Regions from separate parts of the Homo sapiens genome. Here region 2 is linked to region 1. The links are chromatin loops, found by intact Hi-C in ENCODE. Cell type or tissue: CD4-positive, alpha-beta T cell. All regions are shown on one strand.

Evidence for each region. A loop is a pair of places that touch in the nucleus more often than their neighbours do. Peaks named below come from ENCODE experiments on the same cell type or tissue, not always from the same donor. Only the 100,000 strongest peaks of a DNase experiment are listed, where the experiment ranks them.
Region 2: it touches region 1 in a loop (16-fold over the local background); 2 of 110 quality-filtered maps call a loop at or near these places.

Annotation. Positions count from the first base shown.
Region 1 is chr16:81,075,982-81,078,481 of GRCh38, reverse strand. It overlaps C16orf46 (chromosome 16 open reading frame 46), which reads left to right and starts at 1,244. Exons shown (of 4, transcript NM_152337.3): 1 at 1,244-1,346. It overlaps C16orf46-AS1 (C16orf46 antisense RNA 1), which reads right to left. Exons shown (of 2, transcript XR_007065137.1): 2 at 1,884-2,058. RefSeq lists enhancers at 162-820, 933-982, 821-1,481, 1,573-1,712. In CD4-positive, alpha-beta T cell, no CTCF peak of the experiment used is centred here; DNase peaks (open chromatin) are centred at 1,261 and 1,771; H3K4me3 peaks cover 1,628 bases; H3K27ac peaks cover 1,640 bases.
Region 2 is chr16:82,654,239-82,656,738 of GRCh38, reverse strand. All of the region lies in intron 1 of CDH13 (cadherin 13), which reads right to left. Among named protein-coding and RNA genes, the nearest start is that of CDH13, 29 kb to the right of the region's middle. RefSeq lists silencers at 1,037-1,086, 1,021-1,315 and enhancers at 2,219-2,268, 2,060-2,500. In CD4-positive, alpha-beta T cell, no CTCF peak of the experiment used is centred here; a DNase peak (open chromatin) is centred at 1,168; H3K27ac peaks cover 2,500 bases.

The sequences.
Region 1 (2,500 bases):
AATATGCAAGGTCTTGCACTGTTTCCCAGGCTGGAGTGCAGTGACACAATCATAGCTTACTGCAACCTTCAACTCCTGGGCTCAAGGGAGCCTCCTGCCTCAGCTGGGATTCCAGGTGTGAGCCACGGTGCCCAGCTGTTTTCAATAGATCTGAAGGAAGACCAAAACAAATTGTCAACTGATAAAACATTTAAATGTTTTTGGTTAATACTTACTAGCTTGAGATACAATAAAACCCCTTTTATTTGCATCTTCCTATTTATGTGAACAAGGTACCTAAGCTTACACGTATGAAAAAAGTTGGAATAGAATTATAGCTGAATCCGTCTCATTGGAGCAATCACAGTGCTAGAGAACTTAGATACCAAAATTTTTTTTGAGACTTGAGTTTTGCTCTCCAGGCTGGAGTGCAGTGGTGCCATCACAGCTCACTGCAACCTCCGCCACCCGGGTTCGAGCCAGTCTCCTGCCTCAGTTTCCCAAATAGCTGAGATTACAGGCGCCCGCCACCACACCCGGCGAATTTTTGTATTTTTAGTAGAGACACGGTTTCGCCATGTTGACCAGGCTAGTTTCGAACTCCTGATCTCAGGTGATACACCCACCTCGGCCTCCCAAGTGCTGGGATTACAGGCGTGAGCCACCGCGCCTGGCCTAGATACCGGTTTTCTACAGCAGAAATAGTCACACTTTCTAAAGCAGAAGGGCTTTGGAGTCAGACCCGAGCTGGAGTGGGGGATGCTTTGCGATCTCTCTTCAGCAAGCTGTTGTTTTAGGGACGTGGGGCCACCTTCCTTTATTTGTATAAAAGATGCCACTGCCCACTTAAGAGCTGTGCTGCTCCGGGCCAGCAGTTCAGCGAGTGCCCGTCGGCCTGGTGCTGTCGGTCACGTAAGTGGGCTCTTTGAGGCTCACAACGCGTCCTCCCTGGACGTTCTGGGCCTGTTAAGTTTGTGTCCGTGGGAAACGCTCACGGCGGTTCCCCAGAGGGCCGAGGGAGAAAAGTGAGGACGTTTCTGGCCGCCTGGCATCTGCTAAATATCCTAGCAGGCACAAGGGCTCCCCAACGGGACTCGCCGACCCGAGAGCCCGGGTGGGCCTCAAGCCCCGCCATCTGAGACCCTCCGTCGCTGGCCCTTCCGGCGGCAGCGCCCGGAGCGGATAGGAGATGCCACGAACCGCCTCGCCAGTGCTAGGCTTTGTTGGGCTACGTCACTTCCGCCGCGGTCCCGCCCCCAGCGTGGTCGTAACCCAAGGCAACGGCCCATCCGGCAGCGACCTGAGTAGCTCTTGCCAGTAGGCCGGGACTAGCTGTCTCGGGGCCTTCCATCCGCTTGGCCCCACAGGTAGGTGTGAGCGGCCATTTCTCCACCCCTGGGGCAAGGCCCGGGACCACTCCAAAGGCGACAGAGCGAGAGTCCCTGCCTCGTTCGAAAGGAAGCGAGAGGGAGCGAAAGGCAGAGGCACTATGTGCCGGGGCTTCCCCAGAGCGGGCGGGGTCTGGGGAGGGGCGGGGCCTGAGGAGGATCCGTTGGGAGCGGAACCCTTTAAGGGTGGGTAGACGGAGGACGGGGAGGAATTCGAACGGGCAATCCAGAACGCTTTTCTGAATGGGATAGTTTGAAAGAAGGGCAGGCGTCTTTGTGGCACGGTAGGAACTGGCGGAGGAAGGGGAAGAGCTAGATGAGGAAAAAAGGCTTATGGCATAAAGGGAGGAGCCTGATAGAGAAAGGGGTGTGGCCTGCAGGAAGGGGCGGGGCTAGATGAAGAGGTGGAGCCGAGCGTGATGCGCCTGGGCTTTAGGGGTGGCAGGTGGAGCGCGTGTGTTTGATGACTTGCGCTTTGCTGTGGACTGTAAGCTGTGTGAGAGTAGAGAAGACGGATGCTGCTTTAGCTTTTTATTCTCAGTGCTAGGTACTTAGTGAATTCATTAATGTGAGTTGAAAAAGGGGAAGAGTTTGAGACTGAGATTGGAATAGATGTGGTCTGATCGGGAGGGATGGTGTAGAAACTGCGCTCCTTGGCATCATTCTGTGAAATACTTGAGGTTCCTGTGACCTGTAGGCATATAATAAGCAGAAGGCACATATAATTAACAAGGAGGATAAAATTTATACTCTTGGAAATATGAACAAATTGTGCAAGTTGGGTGGCGCGGGTGCTTAACTTTCAGACAAAGGTTCAGCTCCTTCCAGTGTGTTTCTAAATGCGACTCCCAACTCATTTTCCTGTAGAAACTGTGTCACAAATGATCAGGATGCCCAGGTCAGTCTTCAGGACCTATTTAACTGGTTCATGTAAGTGAAGATTGGTCCTGTATTAAGAAACTTAACTTCTGCCATGGCTAACAATATTTCTAATGATTATTCCTTCATTCAGCATAGGTTGTTAAGGAGCCGACCCACAGGAACGTTCATTCAAATTCCAAATGAGGCTGCCAGAAACTCATCTTTCCCTGGTTGGAATTTAAGATTCCTTTAAACCTATAGCTTGTAGGAAG
Region 2 (2,500 bases), 1.6 Mb before region 1:
GTAGGCAAATAGGCAGAGCAAGTATTTTAGGGCTGTACAACTATTCTGTGTGATATCATAATGGTGGATACATGAATTTACACATTTGTCATGTATCCACCATACACCGTACAGCACCAAGAGTGAACCCTCATGTAAACTGTGAACTTTGAGTGATAATGATGTGTCAATGTAGAGTCATTGACTGTAACAAATGTACCATTCTGATGTGGGATGTTGATAGTGGGACAAGGCTGTGCATTTGTGGGGATAGGAGGTACTTGGGAAACTTCTGTACCTTCCACCAAATTTTGCTGTGAACTTAAACCTGCTCTAAAAAATAAGGTTTACTTGCTTTTTAAAAAATGCTACCAGGTGCCAACCTGTCTTCCTCTCTAGCCCCTCATCTCATCACCATCATTAACACACACACACACACACACACACGCACACCATTCAAATGCAACCAGGTGCACTCCAGCCTCTTTCTCCAGCCACACTGAGCCAGCTGCCATTCTCCTTCTACCCTGTGCCTTTGAACCACTGATTCTCTGCTTGAAGCCCCCACTCCCACACTGCCAGCTTTTGTTTGACTATCTTCAACATGATTTTCAGTCTCAGCTCATATGTCATCTTTTCACTGATAACTCTGTCCAAGGCAGATGCTCTTTCTCTGTACTTCCAAATCGAAATCAGAGTTCCTTTTGCTAGACCAGCATTTTCTGCCTTGCACGGTAACTCTCAGCTGAAGTTTCTGTCTCTCACACTGTCCTGAGACATGCCACTGGTTCAAGGGGCTGTCTAGGTGGTGCCAAACCTCATACAGATCCTGGCACATAGCAGGTGCCCACTAAAGGCTAGCTGAAATTTCAGGCACTTGAGTAGTGAGCCATGACCCGAAGGCATTGCTTCCTATCTGGGCGACCTTGCCTACTCTAAGCTTCAGTTTCCCCATTGTTAAAATGGGAAAGAATGATAATAAGGGCAATGCCTATTTCATTTGGTGGTTGTGAGGACTGAGTTAATATATATGTAAAATTAACAAATGTAAACAAGAAAAAAATAGCCTGTGGAGGAGGTAAGCTTCTGTAGGCTTCTTCTGAATTGCTTTGGCTTCCTCTGCTGCACATAAAAACAAATGATGTCACTGCCTTGCCCTCCCCCAACCCCACCAGTGGTTTCCCATCACTCTCAGCATCACACGCACACCCTCCCTGCAGCCTAATCTGCCTCCCTGATCTCATCTCCTACTCTTGGACCCGACACTGCGGTAGCCTCACTATTTCCTGCTTTAGGACTTTGCACTTGCTTTTTGCTCTTCCTGGCATACACTTTCCTTTTGAGATCCACATGGCCATCTCATCTACTTCAGAGAGATCTCAGTTGAAATGTCTCCTCTCCAGGACACCTCCCCTCACCCCCAACCCCTATCACAAGGAGCACCTTCGTCACACTTTACCCTTTTATGGTGCTTGATTGACCGGCTCATTGATTGCAACACTGATTACTAATGAATTTTCTTTACTGTTTGCCTCTGCCAATAAAGCAATAGCTCCATGAAGATAGGAACCTGGTTGTGCCCATTGCTATTTTCCTGGTGCTTGCGGGCATTCAGTAAATGTGTTGGGAAAATGAATGAATGTATGAACAGATGAATCCCCTGATACAATGGGAAAGGCAGGGAAATTATCTTGAGTTTCTTTTGGACTCCATCCTCCAGTTCTGGAAGCTTACCTGTACCCCAGAGCCAAGAGAATGACTAAAAGCATGAAATCTGGGACCACCAGCTCCACAGTTTATTTGCTATGGCTGTGGGCCTCAGCTACTTTGCCTGTATAATGGATCTAGTCACTCCATCTACCTCAGTAGTGTTGGGAGGGATGAAAGAACTGATACGAGGAAAGCCTTTAGCACAAGGCCAGGCACATACCTTTGTTAGCTGCTTCACGTGGTTAATACTATAACCTGAGAAGCTGCCCTCATCCTTTCTGTACCCACCTCTTCTGAATATGAAAAAAAAAAAAATCCTTATTTAAATCCATGGTTCCTTTGATGGTACAGCATTTGTATCTTTGCCCACGGCCCCATCCCCTAAGGATGTCTGCCCCCAAATAAAAGTTGTCAAACATTTTAAATGGTATTAAATTGTCCAGAAAATGGGAATGCCCAAAGCAGAGAGTCAGTCAATCAGGATTATTTGAGAGCTTCAAAAAGACAGAAGGAAGCCATTATTAGGTTTAAGAATATTGCATTCCACCTCCCACACAGCCTTTATCTAAATCTTCATTTAATTGGCAGCCTTCAGCACTGTCAGAATTGCATTCTGAGAACCAAGAGAAGTTTTCAAACATTCACACAATGTTATATGCTTGGCTCAAAACAACTCAAGGGGAAAGAACCATCTCTTCTGCAAGAGATTTGGGGATGCCCTAAAGCTGATGCTATGAGAGTTGGGAAACCGACCTTGAATAAGAAACCAAGACCACCATGTAAGTGTCAGCCAAAGACACTGTCCAGAGGT